Linked DNA regions of Homo sapiens: region 1 is linked to region 2. Evidence: read pairs that join two places in POLR2A ChIA-PET (ENCODE). Cell type or tissue: B cell. All regions are shown on one strand. Each heading gives the region's core, and the rest is flanking DNA. Links, peaks and the distances in the headings are about the cores only.

Region 1 (9,529 bases), core at 1,488-6,487, 98 kb after region 2:
CTTCTGCTAAGAACCACCCACCCTTCTCTCACCCACCCACGCGCAAGCTGCATGGGCCTGCCTGGTAGGAAAAACCTGGCTCTGTCCCTCCCTCTCCCCCACCCCACCACACACACGCCCGCTGGGGCTGGTCATCCTGGAAGGCTGGGAACAGAGAAGCTTCTTGCCTCCCCAAGAGAGTTTGTGACAAGAAGATTTGGGTTCTTCTAGGTTCAAGAACCTGGGCCAACTGGGGCAGCCATAGGGAGGTTTTTGGCAAAGGCCTGGCTGCCTCTTCCCAGAGAATGTCATGTAGGCCTGGGCTCTGCCCGACCCACCCCAAATACCCACTTCCAGCCTATTCCCTTCTCATCCCTCATGGTTCACCTTACAGGCTCAGGCCTCAGTTTTCTCATCTATAAAATGAGAATGATGAGACTATTTTGGAGATGAGATGACACGTGCACAGGGGAACCCTCAGCAAGGGGCCCGGTGAGCAGCAAGTGCTGCAGTGCATGTGGAGCTACTGTGGACCGAGCGGATGGACAGTGAAACCAATGACACCCAGAGGCCCGCAAGCAGCCGCTGACCCGGCCCTCCCCTCTCCTCCCCTGTGCCCACTCTGCCCTGGCTGCATCCCCTCCTCCTGCTCCTCACACTCTGTGCCCACTCCCACCTCTGGGCTTCTGCACTGGCTGTTCCCTCTGCCTAGAATACTCTTTCCCCAAATACCCACTCAGCTCCCTTCTCCCTTCCCTCAGGTTTTTGCTCAAATGTCACCTTCTCAGTGAGCCCCACCTGGATACCCCTCCTCAACTCTCACCAGTCCCCTGTTTGGATTAATTTTTCTCTACCGTATTTATCCTTTTAAGGTACTACATCTTTTCCATCTCTCTCTTTTTTTTTTTTTTTGAGATGGAGTCTCGCTCTGTCACCCAGACTGGAGTGCAATGGCACCATCTCAGCTCCCTGCAAACTCTGCCTCCCGGGTTCAAGCGATTCTTGTGCCTCAGCCTCCCGAGTAGCTAGGTCCCACCAAACCTGGCTAATTTTTGTATTTTTAGTAGAGATGGGGTTTCACCATGTTGGCCAGGTAGGTCTCCAACTCCTGACCTCAAGTGATCTACCGCCTCAGCCTCCCAAAGTGCTGGGATTACAGGCACCAGCCACCACGCCTGGCCCACTATATCTTTTCATTGTTGATTTTGTTATTGCCTGACTCCTCCCAGAACATAAGCTTTATAAGCATGGGAATTTTGGTCTTGCTTGTTCATTGCTAGATCCTCAGCATCTACCAGAGTGACTGGCACATAGTAGGTGTACAGTCAACGTCGATGAATGGAGGGTGAATGGATGAATGGATGGATGGTGAATGTATGTATGGATAGATGAATGAATGAGTGAATGGATAGATGGATGGGTGGCTGGATAGATGAATAGATGGATAGGTGGGTGGATGGATAGATGGATGGGTGGGTGGATGATGGTGAATGGATGGATAGATGGATGGGTAGATAGATAAATGAATGGGTGGGTGGATGGACGGATGGATGGATGGATGGATGGATGGATGGGTGAGTGGGTGGATGGGTAGGTGGAAGGGTGGATGGAGAGAGGATGGACAGATGGATGAATAAGTAGATGGCTGGATGGATGGAGAATAGATGGATAGAGGGTGGGTGGATGGATCATTGGGTAGATGGATGGTCAAAATAAGAGGAGACTGAGTGAGCCTTCTCTAGCAGTCTAGAAATCACCATCTAGGCATGAGTTCCCCATGTTCTAAAGGTAGAAAACTAAAAGACGACTTCAGGGCTTATTAAAAAGTGGTGCAAAATGTTCCACTCTCTCCATATGTCATCCCACCTCCAACAGAAGACTTGAGGTCCATGAGCAGGGAGAGAAAAAGAGGGAAATCTCCTTCCCAGGTTCCGGGTTCACTCCTGTCCTCCAGCCACCCCCAGCCCAAGGCAGGTGATGCTTGATCTTCATGCTGCCTGCCTGGACTAGAGAAAGGCAGCTAGCAAGAGGTGCCTGGGTGGGGAGAGGTGACCACAGCAATGTCCTCCAGTCTACAGGTCAGGGCAGTGTGACTTTCTGGGAGTCAAGTGGACACCAGGAGGCAGTAAGCCTGAGATAGCTTCCTGTTATGCCACCCAGAAAGGAAGAAGAGACCCAGCAGGGGGCAGCGGGAGGTGGCCCACAGGGGGAAGGGGCTGGGGGGAATATGGCCTGGGGACCATCACCTCCACCCCTGCCTCATGGGGTCTCTCCCAAAGCTCACACCTGGACCACCATTTGAACATCCCTGTTGTCAGCCAGAGAAGCAGCAATGGCCTACGGAGGACAAGGGCAACCCCAGCAAAATGAGGCAGGTGCTCAGAAAAGGGAGGGGCTGAAGGAAACGTGAACTGAGTTTTGAGGCCAAAGTCTTAACTAGCTTAGACTGACTTTGTGCTACTAAAGGTATTTTAAGAAACTGGAAAAGCCCAGGCATGGCGGCTCACACCTGTAATCCCAGTGCTTTAAGAAGCCAAGGCAGGAGGATCACTGAAGGCCAGGAGTTTGAAACCAGCCTGGGCAACGTGGTGAGACCCCGTCTCTATAAAAAATTTAAAAATAGGCATGGTAGCACTGGCCTGTAGTCCCAGCTACTCAGGAGGCTGATGTGGGAGGATCACTTGAGCCCAGGAGGTGGAGGGTGCGGTGAGCTATGATGGTGCCAGTGCACCTCAGCCTGGGTGACAGAGTGAGACCCTGTCTCCAAAAACAAAAAATACATCTATTAAAAAAACAAACTGGAAAGATTTGACAGAGCAGTCCATAGCGCCAAGAAGAACACCATTTCACACATGTGCTCCAGGGAACACATGTGTGAACACATATGTGCTCAACAATAAATAAACCAGCGGCTTCCAAAATGTCCCTTGTAGGTCCTGGGGCCACAGGGAGGATTCCGTGACCTCATAAAGCATTCAGGACACTGCTTGGCACAAGGAGGGGCTCGGTCAATGTTCCTTAGTGAATAGGCATTGGAAACAGAACGGGGGGAGTGGAAGGAGGTCAGTAAGAGGCTTCTGGTTCCCTCTTCATGTGCTCCTGTGCAGGCCGGGTCTCACTAACGCAGGCTTCATCACAACGGCTTCGGCACTGACCGAGTAGTTCAGTGAAACATTAATAGCTGAGAGAGCCAGTGCCCTTCTACAAAGGCTGGAATGTCACAAAAGCCCACCAAGAGTTTTGCCTGGGCCTTTCCTGGGCCTTGAAGCATGACAGGATAACGAAGGAATTCTTAACAGGACCTGTTTAGGATTAAACAAGTTTTACTGGGGGTCTGAAATAACTCCCCAGGCCTCCACAGGCAAGTTTATTGGGGGTCTGAAGGAACTCCCCAAACCCCCATGATTTAGCAGGAGACAAGATAAGGGTAATCACCGCAGCACCTGGACCCATTTAGATTAAATAAATTTACTGAGGCTCCAGAGGAAGAGCTTCAGGACTCAGACCTTAGTTATAGAAGTTAATCACGGCTAGGCATGGTGGCTCAAGCCTGTAATCCCAGCACTTTGGGAGGCCCAGGTGGTTGGATCACAAGATCAGAAGGTCGAGACCAGCCTGACCAACATGGTGAAACCCTGTCTCTACTAAAAATAGAAAAATTAGCCTGGGCGGGGTGGTGCATGCCTGTAATCCCAGCTACTCAGGAGGCTGAGGCAGGAGAATTGCTTGAACACAGGAGGCACAGGTTGCAGTGAACTGCAGTGCACTGCACTCCAGCCTGGGTGACAGAGTGAAACTCCGTCTCCAAAAAAAAAAAAGAAAGAAAGAAAGAAGTTAATCACTTATGTCTTTAGATGAATACACACTCAGACGTAGACATATAGCTTAGAAGGTACATAATCTCTGGAAAACTTTGTAATTTTGAGTTGGTCTGGGGATAATTTCCAGGCCTTCTCCCTGCACCCGGTTACAGAAATCAACTCCTTCCTTTCCCCGTTCATCTGCATCTCGTTATTGGGCCGCGAGAATAAGCAGCCCCACCCTCAGTTTGGTCCGGAAACACTCCTGTTAAGGGGACGACGACAGGAGCATGCCAGAACACTCTTATGCCAAGACAACTTCCAGATTGGGGACTGAGTCCGCCCCTGAGAGGGCAGTCCCTGGACCCCAAGGTGGGGAAGCCTGGGCCCCCATCTCAGGGGGTTCCCCATCCGCTACCCCAGGAGCCAGCGCAAGGCCGAAGCCACGTCTGGGCGGCAAGGGTCGGGGCGGGCTGGGTGCAGCAGGGAGCCCCGCCCATTCTGGGCATCCTGCCTCTGGCAGGGTTGTGCTCTTAGGTGGAGCCACCGCCTGCAGGACCCAGGTCTGTGCCCTCTGCTTCCCTCAGCCTCACAGAGCCTCCCAGCCCGGGCTCCCGCAGCTGCAACGCTGGGCAGGGAAGCCGGGTCTCCATGACAACGTTGACGTCACCGGCCCGGGGCTGGGAATTGCCTCCCGCCCCCAGCAGCGGCCAGGCCCAGCCCCAGCCCGGATCTGCAGCAGCTGGGACCCCAGGAGCGTTGGCGCCTCCGACCCTGTCCTCTGACCTTCCCGTCCTGGCCACCAGGGGCAGACAGGCGTGAACGGGCCAGCCAGGCTCTCACCTGCCTGCCACCTTCCCGAGATCCCGCTTCTTCCCGCCCTTCCCTTTTGTCCTCAAATTGCTCTCAGCTGGTTGCAAGCTCAACAGACCTCGCTTCCTGTTTCATTAACTGGAAACCCCCTCCCGGGAGAATGTGCATTTTAATAGAATGTGGGGAGCGATGAGCTCGCTGCTCTCTCGATGGCTTCACCTCTGCCTCCCTTTACTCCACAATACAGAACAACTCCCAGGCCGGGCGCAGTGGCTCACGCCTGCAATCCCAGCACTTTGGGAGGCCAAGGCGGGCGCATCATCTATGGTCGGGAGTTCGAGACCAGCCTGACCAACAAGGTGAAACCCCCGTCTCTACTAAAAGTACAAAAATTAGCTGGGCATGGTGGCGCATGCCTGTAATCCCAGCTACACGGGAGGCTGAGGCAGAAGAATCACTAGAACCCGGGAGGCGGAGGTTGCGGTGAGCCGAGATCACGCCATTGCACTCCAGCTTGGGCAACAAGAGCAAAACTCCATCTCAAAAAAAAAAAAAAAAAAAAACAAAAAACCTCCCAGATTATCATATAGCCCCTCCCACATCCCGGGCGTCTACCCTGTAACAGCTTCCCACTGCCCTAGTGCTGAGACTTCAGAGGCCTCGGCTCTCTACAGCGGCCCAGACCCCCGTACCTCCTCCTGTTCCTCCTCCTCCTCCTCCCCACTTCCAGCATCTGTTCCGCCGACGAATTGCCAGGCTCTGCCTCGGGGCCTCCGCACATGCTCTTCCCTCTGCCTGCAAGGCAGTTTCCTCCTCCGCCTCCCCTCGGGCTGGAGACTCCAGCTGCTCTCCAGGCCTAGGCTCGCAGGTGAGCTCAGTGCTGCCCCCTCTTGAAGGCGCTCACAGCAGCCTGCACTTCCTTTCGGCCCTCCTTGCTGTCCCCAGGGTGAGGACAGTTAACAATAACGTGGTGTGTGTTTCCAAACAGCGACAAGAGACGTCTGAATGTTCTCACCACAAAGAAATGATCAAGGTTTGGGGTGATGGATTTGCTGGTTACCCTGATTTGATCATTACACAATGTATACATGTATGGAAACCATAAATATGTACCATTGCCAAGTATTGTGAACCCCAAAGTATCTGAGACAGGGCTCAATCAATTTAGAGAGTTTATTTTGCCAAGTTTAAGGACGTGCCGGTGACACAGCCTCAGGAGATCCTGAATGTGTCGAAGGAGGTCAAGGTACAGCTTGTTTTTATACATTTTAGGGAGGCGTAATACGTCAATATGTGTAAGACTGACATTGGTTCCATCTGGAAGCGTGGGACAACTCAAAGTGTGCAGGGCCTTCCAGGTTGTAGATGGATGTAAATTTTTCTGATTGCCAATTGGTTGAAAAGTTATTATCGGTAGTAAGAAATGTCTGAGTCGTGGCCGGGTGCCGTGGCTCACGCCTGTAATCTCAGCAGTTTGGGAGGCTGAGGTGAGTGGATCACTTGGGGTCAGGAGTTCGAGACCAGCCTGCACAACATGGTAAAACCCCATCTCTACTAAAAATACAAAAATTAGCCAGGTGTGGGGTCACATGCCTGTAACTGCAGCTACTTGGCAGGTTGAGGTGGGTTGAACCTGGGAGGTGGAGGTTACAGTAAGACAAGATCATGCCACTGCAGTCCAGCCTGGGCAACACAGTGAGACCCTGTGAAGAAAGAAAGAGAAAGAAAGGAAGGAAGGAAGGAAAGAAGGAAAGAGAGGGAGGGAAGAAAGGAAGGAAGGAAAGAAAGGAAGAAAAGAAGGAAGGAAGGGAAGGAAGGAAAGAAAGGCAGGGAGGAAGGAAGGAAGGAGAGAGAGAGGAAGGAAGGAAGGAAGGGAGGGAGGGAGGAGGGAGGAAGGGCATGCTGGCTCACGGAAAGGAAGGAAGGAAGAAAGAAAGAAAGACAGCCGGGCGTGGTGGCTCACGCTTGTAATCCCAGCACTTTGGGAGGCCGAGGCAGGCTGATCATGAGGTCAGGAGATCAAGACCATCTTGGCTAACACAGTGAAACCCCGTCTCTACTAAAAATACAAAAAAATTAGCCAGGCATGGTGGCAGGCACCTGTAGTCCCAGCTACTCGGCAGGCTGAGGCAGGAGAATGGCGTGAACCCAGGAGGCGGAGCTTGCAGTGAGCCGAGATGGCGCCACTGCACTCCAGCCTGGGCGACAGAGAGAGACTCTGTCTCAAAAAAAAAAAAAAAGGAAGGAAGGAGAAAGACAGAAAGACAGAAAGAAAGGGAGGGAGGGAGGGATGGAGGAAGGAAGGAAAGAAGGAAGGAAAGAAAGAAAGAAAGAAAGAAAGAAAAGAAAAGAAAAGAAAAGAAAAGAAAAGGTCTGAGTTGCCATATGGGTTGTAGAGACCAAGGTGTTATCATGCAGATGGTGCCTTCACGTAACAGGCTTCAGAGAGAATAGATTGTAAATGTTTCTTATCAGACTTAAGGTCTGTGTTAAAGCTGGAGGGTATAATAAGAAATGTCCAACCCCCTCTTCCATGACGGCCTGAACTAGATTTTCAGGTTCATTCTAGAATGTCCTTGGCCTAGAGGAGGGGTCCATTCAGAAGGTTGCAGGGCCTTACAATTTTATTTTTGGTTTACAGTGTCCATTAAAAACAAAATAGAATGCAAAACAAAAAGGAAAATGATTTGTATGATCATTTGTTTAGCAGCTGCCTCCATCCCCACACTGTATGTGGCCTGAGGGTGAGGATGGCATTAGTTCCATTCACTCCTGAGTCCCCAGTGTGCCCAACACACAGTAAGTGCTCAACACATATTTTTAGATGGCCTTATTGAGGTTTAATTGACACACCGTTCAATTCACCCTTAGAAAGTGTGCACTGCAATGGTATTTAGTGTATTCAGAACTGTGCAGACATCATCATGGTCGATTTTAGAACCTTTTCATTACCCAAAAATGATACCCTGTACCTGTGGGCAGTCACCCTCCTATCCCCCATCCCCCTCAGCCCTAAGCAAGCACTAACCTACTTTCTGTTTCTATAGACACTCTGGATGTTCGTATAAATGGAATCACACATTATGTGGACTTTTGTGACTGGCCTCTTCCACTTAGCACAACTTTTTAAAGGTTCTACTTGATACATTGTGCTCAGTGAATAAATGAATGGGTGACTGGATGAATGAAAGGCTGTGAGAAGCAAAGGCAGGGCCCTCTCCTGATGGGATGATGGGCAGTGGAAACGGGGGCTCTGGATGCACTTTGGGATCCACGTCTAATAAGGATGCAGCTCTGACTGAGTCTACAACTGCCTGCCCCAGGCACATCTCTGATGGTCTGCAGCCCAAGATCAAAATTCCAGTCTCGTTGCCCAACCCCTGAGTTTAGATGTAGGTCAGATGCCCGATCCACCGCCCCTCATTCCATGAGAAGAGCTGCTTTCTGTTCTTCACACTGGCATTTTTCATTCATTCATTCATTTATTCCACGGGTGCACGGTTATGATCTACAAGTCCTTTGTAAATGAATATACTCTTATTTTAAAAAATCAATTGCAAGAGACAGATGCTGGCTCTCAATTGAGACTTTGGGGTAGACCTGGGAATCTTACCTCTGCAAGTCCATTCTGCCAGAACCCATTCCAGGAGGTCATGCCTGAGACCTTTAGTGCTTGGGGTTTGATGGGACAGTGCTCCCCGGTGGCTTGGAAAGCCTCTCCGTAAACATGCATGCTAAGTAGAAAGATTTTACCAACATGTAAATGCTGTCTCAATTCCTGCCCCCTCAGTGCCCCAATTCCTTTTCTTGTGTTTGTTTGTTTTTTGTTTTGTTTTGTTTTTGAGATGAAGTCTTGCTCCGTCGCCTAGGTTGGAGTGCAGTGGCATGATCTTGGCTCACTGCAACCTCTGCCTCCGGGGTTCAAGCAATTCTCCTGCCTCAGCCTCTCAAGTAGCTGGGACTACAGGCACCTGCCACCATGCCCGGCTAAGTTTTCTATTTTTAGTAGAGATGGGGTTTCACTGTGTTGGCCAGCCTGATCTCAAACTCCTGATCTCAAGTGATCCGCCTGCCTCAGCCTCCCAAAGTGTTGGGATTACAGGCATGAGCCACTGCACCCGGTCAGTGCCACACTCCTTATTATGTGGCCACTGCCTTGGCTACTGGTTTATAGAAATTCTAGAACTGCATTGTCTACACAGCAGCCACCAGGTATAGATGGCCGCTACTGAGCACTTGAAATGTAGCTGGTGTGAACTGAGTCGTGCTCTAAATGCAAGACACACACCAGATTTTGAGACTTAGTATGGGGGAAAAATACATAAACTATCTCATTAGTCATTTTTTATATTGACTACACATTGAAATGATAATATTTTGGATATGTGAGGTTAAATAAAATATATTGTCACAGCATTTTGGGAGGCCAAGGCAGGCGGATCACCTGAGGTCAGGAGTTTGAGACCAGCCTGGCCAACATGGTGAAACCCCATCTCTACTAAAAATACAAAAAAATTAGCCAGGTGTGGAGGTGAGCCCCTATAATCCCAGCTACTTGGGAGGCTGAGGCAGGAGAATCGCTTGAACCCAGGAGGCAGAGGTTGCAGTGAGCCGAGAACATACCATTGCATTCCAGCCTGGGTGACAAGAACGAAACTCCGTCTCAATCAAAAAAAAAAAAGGAAGGAAGGAAGGAAGGAAGGAAGAAAGAAAGAAAGAAAGAAAGAAAGAAAGAAAGAAAGAAAGAAAGAAAGAAAGAAAGAAAGGAAAGAAAGAAAGAAAATAAAATGTATTGTCAAAATTAATTTCACCTATTTCTTCTTAATTTTTAAAATGCGGCTACCATAACATTTAAATTTATCTACGTGGCTTGTCTTCTATTTCTTTTGAACAGGGGTGGCCTGGAGCATCCCCTATCTGTGATGGACACGTCTCCA
Region 2 (9,529 bases), core at 1,699-6,698:
TCTGGGCACTTAGCCTGCTCTCTTATGGCTAATGGGTCACCCACAGGGTCTCCCACTAGCTGCAAGGATGGCAGGCCTCTGCCTCATTCTCTAGCTTTGCAAGAATGGGATCTGATCCTCACGCAGTCAACTGGATATCATACCACTCACAGAAGTGTAATTAAAATGGTAGATTCTGCCTGGGCGCAATGGCTCATGCCTGTAATCCCAGCACTAAGGGAGGCTGAGGCAGGAGAATGGCTTCAGCTCTGCAGTTTAAGACCAGCCTGGGCAACACGGCAAAATCCCATCTCCACAAAAAATACATACACACACACACACAAATTAGCTGGGCATGGTAGTGCACATCAGTAGTCCCAGCTACCTGGGAGGCTGAGGTGGGAAGATAGCTTGAACCCAGGAGACAGAGGTTGCAGTGAGCCGTGATCATGCCACTGCGCTCCCACCTGGGTGATAGAGTGAGATCGTGTCTCAAAAAAAGGCAGGGTGGGGACAGATTCTACTCAAAAAGGAAAAGAAGAGCATGCATTAGGGAATATTCACTTAACCTCTTTTGCTTAATCTGAGGATTATTCCTAAAATGTGGCTGCCATGTGGAGCGGAGCCCAGGAGAGAGGCTCTGATGGTGACTGCCACCTCTGACCACTACCACTGTTAACAATGATGGTGAATATCCCCCCAAGTATTCACCATGAGTCAGGCACTGAGCAAAGGCTTTATGTGCATTTCCTCATTTGAGTGCCACAGAATCGCCACAATATCACTATTCCCCCCCTCCATTTATCAAAGGAGAAGACTGAGGCCGGAGGACGACAAAGCCCACTGCTGGTAACTGTGTCCGAGTGCCCAGGCTCAATGGTGGGGCATGACTGGCTCCAGCAAGACAGCAGCCTGCAGAAGTCAGTCCCTTCCGCTAGGGCAAGAGGAGTCACCCCTGCCCCCGCTTTGCCTGTGCAAATGAGTCTTCATTTGTGGTTAGCAAGCCAGCCCTTCATTTCCCCACCAGGCTCAGAGTTTTGCAAACCAAAGTTGGGGGATGGCTAGCGTGGCCTCCCGGCAGTTCCTGTTGCAGACAGCTAGAAGGTAAGAGCCTTCCTTCCCTTTCAGACAAGGCAGGATTGGGGCAAGAGCGGGGAGCCTCCTGGGGTCCCCATTACCCTCTAGCCCAGGCACTTCTGGCCTAAGTTCCCCCTAACACAAGGATCTGAGTCCCACTCGGGGTACAAATGCCTGCTGGACTCCACAGCTTGGGGCTGAAATCTACCTGCCTCCCTCTTTCCCAGCACTGGTCAGAGACCCAGCCAGGGGTCCCAACTGGAGTATGGGGTTGGATGAGGTTCAAATACTAACCCCACCATGTCCCCAGGTGTAAAACTGAGACAAATAGAGAGGGCCAGTTTCGTGGCATTGACATGAGGATTTAAGGAGACCAAGTTCATGGCCAAGTGCTTAGTGCAGTGCCTGGCACACAGCCTGTGTTTAAATGTTTGCTGCTATTATCCACAGATTCTCACGATGATGGTCACGTCCGTTCATTCAGCCATTAGGTCAACAAAGAGTAGGTAAAAGCCAGCGTGCCAGGCACTGTTCTGGGAGCTGGGGATACAGCTATGAATAAAACAGACCAAATTCCTGGCCTCGAAGAATTACATTCTAATAGGAGGAGACAGAGACAAGTCAATATTTATTACACTTGGCAATCACAAGTGCTACAAAAACTAAACCAAAGAAGAGCAAAGCATGGTGTGTGACCAGGAGGGAGGGGCTCTCATAGAAGGTGTTATCAGGGAGGCCTCCCCAGAGGTGGTGACATCTGGGCTGATGTCTGAGATAGAATATTTCAGGCAGAGCAAATAGTAAATGCAAAGGCCCCAAGATGGAAATGTGTATGGTTGGTTGTAGGAAGAGCAAGGTTGTCACCAGCTGGGACACACTGCGTATGCTCTCTGAAACCCTCATGACCCGCAGTGCCTGTCCATCTCCCCTCTCCTGCCTGGACATTCTAGTCACGCTGTCTCTGCACTTGCATATACCCTCAGTCATCCAGAAGCCCGATGCCCCCCTCACCCTTCCCATCCCCCTCCACTATCACACACTGTGTCTGTCAGTCTCCTCCAGGGTCCTCTGGAGTCAGCTGCAGCCCTTGGCAGATGATTTTGCCATTTCATTCATATATATACATATATAAAATATATGTGTGTATATATATATATACACACACACACACACACACCCCACACATTTTTTTGTTGTTGTTTTTTAAGACACAGTCTTACCAGGCATGGGGGCTTATGCCTGTAATCCCAGCACTTTGGGAGGCTGAGGCCTATGGATCACTTGAGGTCAGGAGTTCCAAGACCAGCATGGCCAACGTGGTGAAATCCTGTCTCTAATAAAAATACAAAAATTAGCCAGTGGTGGTGGCATGCGCCTATAATCCCAGCTACTTGGAAGGCTGAGGCACAAGAAACGCTTGAACCCAAGAAGTGGAGGTTGCAGTGAGCCAAAAGTAGCACCACTGCCCTCCAGCCTGGGCCACAGAGCAAGACTCTGTCTCAAGAAAAAAGAAGAAGAAAAAGACAAGACACTGCTGGAGTGAGTGGCATGATCACAGCTCACTACAGCCTCAACCTCCTGGGCTTAGGTGATCTTCCCACCTCAGACTCCTAAGTAGCTGGGACCACAGATGCGTGCCAACATGCCTGGCTAATTTTTGTACTTTTTGTAGAGACAGGGTTTCATCATGTTACCCAGGCTATTCTCAAATCCCTGGGCTCAAGTGATCCCCCTGCCTCAGCCTCCCAAAGTGCTGAGATTATAGGCATGAGCCACTGCACCCGGCCACTATTATATATTTAATCTCTCCACTCCTTGAAGGCAAGACAGCACTGCCCGTTCATGGGTCCACAGCAGGAAAGTGCCTGGCACCTAGTGGGGATGCCACCGAGAGGTAGAATAAGCCCCCTAGAGAGCGATTTGGCACTCACTACTGAGGCTGGAAATACACACGCCCCCCCACTCAGAGGTTCCTTCCCCATCCACAGCTACCACAGCACCCTCTGCAATTTCAAAGGAGAAAGGGACTCAGCACAAATGCCCAGCAGGAGAGAGTGGACAAAATGGCTCTTGTCACCAATGGAATGCTCTACAGCAATTCAAAAGAAAGAAACACCTCTACATATCGATGGAAATAAACAAAAACTAGGTGCAATGTGGTGTCCTGGATGAATCCTGGAACAGAAGGAGAACATACGAGGAGAAACTGTTAAAGTCCAAATAAATTCTGGAACTTTGATAGCGATGTGGTAATGTTAATTTCTCACTTTTGGCAAAGGTATCATGGCAATATAAAACAGAGAAATGGGCCGGGTGTGGTGGCTCACACCTGTAATCCCAACACTTCGGGAGGCCAAGGAGGGTGGATCACCTGAGCTTAGGAGTTCGAGACTAGCCTGGTCAACATGGTGAAACTGGCTAGGCACGGTGGCTCACGCCTGTAATCCCAGCACTTTGGGAGGCCGAGGCGGGCAGATCACCTGAAGTCAGGAGTTCAAGGCCAGCCTGACCAACAGGGTGAAATCCCATCTCTACTAAAAATACAAAAATTAGCCGGGCACGTTGGTGTGTGCATGTAATCCCAGCTACTCAGGAGGCTGAGGCAGGAGAATCGCTTGAACCCGGAAGACAGAGGTTGCAGTGAGCCGAGATCGTGCCACTGCACTCCAGCCTGGGTGACAGAGCCAGACTCCGTCTCAAAAAAAATAAAATAAAATAAAAACTACTAACTACCCCATTAATGAATGAAAATCACAGATACAAAAAAGACAGGGCAGAGGGGGCAGTCCTTGTCATCATTAAAAGCCAGGTCCTGTGCTTTTCTGACTATTCCTGAGACTAGCAATGTTTGAGAGAATGGCCCACACAGGAAATTCATTCTGTGATCTCCTGTAAAATCAGAATGCAGTTGGTAAGATACAGCCTCTTATCTCCTGAACTCATGATCCACCCACCTCGGCATTCAGAAAAGAAAAAGGAATGCAAGTTAAGGGGAAATAAATTCACATTTGTTGAAACCTTCTATGTACCCGACTTCACCAGGCACTCAGGAAAATGCCACATTGTTCAATCATCACAGCAGCTTCGGAAGGCTGAGGCTGTGACGGCTGGCTTCTATATGAGGAAACTGAGTCTCAGACGACTTTTATAACTTGCTTAAGGTTGTAAAAGCAACCTTTTCTCAAGACCCTCTGCTGACCCGCAAGGACTCGCTGATCAAAACTGCAGCTCATAAAAGCAAAGGAAGAGGCACCACACCACAGCACAGAATAAAAATGACGCTTCTCGGCCGGGTGCGGTGGCTCACGCCTGTAATCCCACCACTTTGGGAGGCCGAGATGGGTGGATCACGAGGTCAGGAGATCGAGACCATCCTGGCTAACATGGTGAAACCCAGTCTCTACTAAAAATACAAAAAAATTAGCCGGGCGTGGTGGCAGGCACCTGTAGTCCCAGGAGGCTGAGGCAGGAGAATGGCGTGTACTTGGGAGGCGGAGCTTGCAGTGAGCCGAGATCACACCACTGCATTCCAGCCTGGGTGACAGAGCAAGATTCTGTCTCAAAAAAAAAAAAAAAAAAAAAAAAAAAATGACATTTCTCAACAGTCTGGAACAGACTTCACAAGTTGTTGGCCTGGGAACTGCATCAGGGTACAGGAGTGTTTTGTCAGGTGAAGATCATTTTGCTTATTTGTGTGTTTCAATGAGTCAACTTTTTTTTTTTTTTTTTTTTTTGAGACGGAGTTTTGCTCTTGTTGCGCAGGCTGGAGTGCAATGGCATGATCTCGGCTCAGTGCAAGCTCCGCCTCCCAGGTGCAAGCAATTCTCCTTCCTCAGCCTCTCAAAGAGCTGGGATTACAGGCATCCGCCACCATGCCTGGCTACTTTTGTATTTTTAGTAGAGACGGGGTTTCTCCATGTTGATCAGGTTGGACTTGAACTCCCGACCTCAGGTGATCCACCCACCTTGGCCTCCCAAAGTGCTGGGATTACAGGCATGAACCACCGTGCCTGGCGGCGTCAACGCTTTTTTTTAAATGAGGAGATTTCACAGTAACAACCTACATTTCCAACTGCAGATCTGTGGACCCTGAGCCTGCAGCATGACGTAGGATCTGTCCACTTTACACCAGGCACACATGCACTGACTCCCCGTTAACCACGGTTCCCACCACCCTTAGAACTTTCCCAGTGTGCAGCCTGTGTTTATTGTCATTTGTCCCCTAGATACAACCTGCTTCTCTTATTTAGGTCACCTATCCAGCTGCCTGCAGGTATTTATGTTTCTGATCCCTCATCTGAAACAGAGGAAGTAGGATTTTAAAGAAATAAATGCAGGCCGGGTACAGTGACTCATGCCTGTAATCCCAGCCCTTTGGGAAGCCAAGACAGGTGAACTCCTTGAGCCTAGGAGTTCGAGATCAGCCTGGGAAACATGGCAAAACCCCAGCTCTACCAAAAAAAAAATACAAAAAATAGCTGCGCATGGGAGCATACACCTGTGGTCCCAGGTACTTGGGAGACTGAGATAAGATCACTTGATCCTGGGAAGCTGAGGCTGCAGTGAGCGATAGTGGCACCACTGCACTCCAGCCTCAGTGGCAGAGTGAGACCCTGTCCCCAAAAAAAAAAAAACCCAGCAATCCTCTATAATGTATGAGATTAACCATGCACCTTACCACACATCCCGTTGAGGGGCATCCCCTGAGTCTTATTTCAGCGCAAGGTCAACAAGGACATGCAGCCCTAGGCCACAGCACAATCATGGGGCTTAGGAATCTGCAAAACATGAGGAAATTCCCTAGGGGAACAGGGAGGCTGGAAGTAGAAACAAGTCCAGGATCAAGTGTCCTATCTTCAGTCATCTCATCGGATCCACAGGAGGCAGGAGGCTGGTTCTGCGGATCTCCAGCAGGGATAAACCAAGACCTCAAATGGATACAGAAGAAGAACTTTTTAAAAACCCAGCAATTACTCAAAATTGTCTCCGGCAGCCTTGAGAGTCATACTAGAAAATCACGGTAAAGCTGTTCCAGCTAAGTGGCTTTGGGAAGGTTCTTGCTACTTTATGAAACTCAGTTTCCCCATCTATAAAATGGGTAGACTCGTCAAAAAGCATGAGGAGGATTTTTAAAGCGCCAAGGACAGAGGTTAATAAGACCACTGAGAGGACGTGGTTAATGAGTGGCTGCTGCTATCACCATTTGAAGCACTGAGTATTGTAGAGAAGCTTCCTCCAACAACCACCACTATCACTGACTGAACATGTGTTATTCTAAGTGCTTGTTACATTGAATTCTAAAACACTGCTGTGAGATAGGTCCTACTATTATTGCGATTTTATCAGTGAGGAGACTGAGGCACACGAGGTCGAGCACTTTGACCTCAAGGTCACACTGGTAAGTGCAGAGCTGAAACTGGAGCCCAGGGAACCTGCCCATGGACCCCTACACTGACCTCCTACTGCACCTAGGTGAGGACACAGATCATACTTGATGCTTTTCTCGGTTCCCCCATCTCTGAGCCTAGGATCCTGGAGCCTTGCCGTGGCAGAGGGAAGCACATCTCCAAACAGTGATGAACCCCAAGAACCAGGAGGTGGACATGATGCCAGAAATGAAGGTGGCAAAGGGGCCGAGGAGGACTCTAGCTTTCTGGCATGGGGACCTGGCTGGATGGTGGTATCTCTTACCACAATGGGGAAAACTGGAGGAATAGGTTTTAAAGGCAGAGATCTCCGTTGTTTTGGTGACAAATTCCATTTTGGACACGTTGAGTTTGAAATATTTACTAGATACCCAGTGCGACCAGACAACATTTCCAGAGCTCGCTCCAAGTTCAAAGCTCCTTTCACTGACATCTGAGAAAATTTCTCTGGTCCAATGCCATCTGATTTCTATGTCTTCTTTCTCTACGATCCACCTAACACCCTATGTGACAATCTTAGCCTTGTCATCTTGTCTCTGTCTTCCTAAGACTTGAACCCCTGAAGGACAAGACCTTGCTTTGGTCAATCTGGTGACAAGCAGAGTCTCCAGCATGTGGAGGGGCTCAGTAAATATTTACCGAATGGGTCAAGGAAAGGGATCTCAGGAGATGGTTACGTGGGAGTGTGTTTCCTATTAGATGAGTGCAAAAGTTGTCACAATTTTTGCCATTAAAGTTACAATTAAACTGCAATTACATTTGCACCAACCTACTATTACTGCTCTAAAAGATTAGAGCATCTCGGGCTGGGCGCGGTGGCTCACGCCTATAATCCCAGCACTTTGGGAGACCGAGGCAGGTGGAACACCTGAGGTCAGGAGTTGGAGACCAGCCTGGCCAACATGGTGAAACCCTGTCTCTACTAAAAATACAAAAAACTAGCCAGGTGTGCTGGCGCATGCCATGCCTGTAGTCCCAGCTACTTGGGAAGCTGAAGCAAGAGAATGGCTTGAATCCAGGAGACAGAGGTTGCAGTGAGCTGTGATCATGCCATTGCACTCCAGCCTGGGTGACAGAGTGAGACTCTGTCTCAAAAAAAAAAAAAAAAAAAAAAATTAGAGCATCTCTTCAGATCTAATTTAAAAGATTAGAGCAGTAATAGGAAAAAAACACACTCCCAAATAAGCATCACTGAGGCCAGGATGGCCCCACAAACCTAGTGGCTTACAACAACACAAATTTACCATCTTGCAATTATGCAGGTCTGATTTCCAAAACGGGTCTCGCTGGGCTAAGACCAAGGAGTCAGCAGGGCTGTGTTCCTTCTGGAGGCTCCAAGGGGGAATCCACCCATTGCCTTTCCCAGCTCTAGAGGCCACCTGCATTTCTTGGCTTGTGGCCCCTTCCTCCACCTTCAAAGCCAGAATCCTGCTCTCTCTCCCTGACTGTGACCTCCTACCTTCCTCTTTTAAAGATCCTTGTAATTACATTGGGCCTACCTGGGTCATGCAGGAGAATCTCCCCATCTCAAGATCTTTCCCTTAATCACACATGCAAAAATCTCCTTTGCCACATAATGTAACATATCCACAGGTTCCAAAGATTAGGACATGGACACCTTTGGGGGTATGTGCAGGGAGTCACCATCCAATGAAAGGTGACATCATGGGGAAGGACAAAAAGGCCAGAGGTCACATGGCAGCTACGAGAGGATCCCAGCCATCCTGGCCTCAGTGTTGCCCTTTAATTATAACCGCTGAATCTGAATGCCCAGTCTCTCCCACACCCCGTTATCTCACCAGTGTGGCACACGAGGAACATGGTGAGAAGGCCTGAGGGAGATCCAAACATGATCCCAACGAAAAGTGCCAGCCACACCTGGCTCCACAAAAGCTGGAGGTGCTTTCCAGCAGTCACAACCCCAGAGGCTGTTTGCTGACAAATCACAAGAAAATAAGTGGCTGGGGCCATGTGCAGTGGCTCACGCTTGTAATCCCAGCACTTTGGGAGGTTGAGGTGGGTGGATTACTTAAGATCAGGAGTTCAAGACCAGCCTGGCCAACGTGGTGAAACCTTGTCTCTACTAAAAATACACAAATTAGCCAGGTGTGGTGACGCATGCCTATAATCCTAGTTACTTGGGAGGCTGAGGGAGGAGAATTGCTTGAAGCCGGGAGGTGGAGGTTGCGGTGAGCTGAGATCACGCCATTGCACTCCAGCCTGGGTGACAAGAGTGAAACTCCATGAAAGAAAGAAAGAGAGAAAGAGAGGGAGGGAGGGAGGGAAGGAGGGAAAGAAAGGAAAGGACAGGACAGGACAGGACAGGACAGGACAGGACAGGACAGGACAGGAAAGGAAAGGAAAGGAAAGGAAAGGAAAGGAAAGGAAAGGAAAAAGAAAAAGAAACAGAAAAAGAAGGAAAAGAAGGAAGGAAGGAAAGGGAAAGGGAAAGGAGGAAGGGAGGAAGGAAGGAAGAAAGGATGGAAGGAAAGGAAGGAAGGGAGGAAAGAAAAGAAGGAAGAAAAAAGAAAAGAAAAGAAGGAAGGAAAAAAAAGAAAAGAAAAGAATTGTCTGGGTGCAGTGGTTCATGCCTGGAATCCCAGCACTTTGGGACACCGAGGTCAGGGGATTGCTTGAGGCCAGGAATTCAAGGCCAGCCTGGGCAACATAGAGAGACCCTGTCTCTACAGGGAAAAAAAAAAAAAATTAGCTGGGCATGGTGGTGCACATCTGTAGTCTCAGCTACTTGAGAGACTGAGGCGGGAAGATCGCTTGAGCCCAGGAGTTTGAGGCTACAGTGAGCTATGATCACACTACTGCCCTCCAGCCTGGGCGACAGAGCCAGATCCTGTCTCTTAAAAGTAAATAAACAAGAAAACAGTCATCTTAAAGCCTTCAACACAAATCCAAGCTAGACAGGAAGGGGCTCACTTCAGAGATCAGACAGTGCAGCCCCTACCCCCACTCAATCTTCACCTGGACTCTCATGGGGCGAGGGGTGGGGAGCAGCATTTCAGGGACTGGCCAGACAGGAAGCCTGGCCTCTG

The links. ChIA-PET counts read pairs that join two places held together with the same protein. Peaks named below come from ENCODE experiments on the same cell type or tissue, not always from the same donor. Only the 100,000 strongest peaks of a DNase experiment are listed, where the experiment ranks them.
Region 1: POLR2A ChIA-PET joins it to region 2 with 14 read pairs; 6 of 35 experiments call an interaction of 5 or more read pairs at or near these places.

What each region holds. Positions count from the first base shown.
Region 1 is chr16:81,725,483-81,735,011 of GRCh38, reverse strand. No RefSeq gene overlaps it. Among named protein-coding and RNA genes, the nearest start is that of PLCG2, 49 kb to the left of the region's middle. In B cell, for the core only: a CTCF peak has its summit at 4,589 (motif pointing right); DNase peaks (open chromatin) are centred at 4,511 and 5,405; H3K4me3 peaks cover 1,037 bases; H3K27ac peaks cover 890 bases.
Region 2 is chr16:81,823,352-81,832,880 of GRCh38, reverse strand. All of the region lies in intron 2 of PLCG2 (phospholipase C gamma 2), which reads right to left. It overlaps LOC124903731 (a long non-coding RNA gene), which reads left to right and starts at 987. Exons shown (of 2, transcript XR_007065139.1): 1 at 987-1,083; 2 at 3,045-3,295. RefSeq lists enhancers at 474-1,055, 1,056-1,637, 9,366-9,529. In B cell, for the core only: no CTCF peak of the experiment used is centred there; a DNase peak (open chromatin) is centred at 4,734; H3K4me3 peaks cover 1,422 bases; H3K27ac peaks cover 4,834 bases.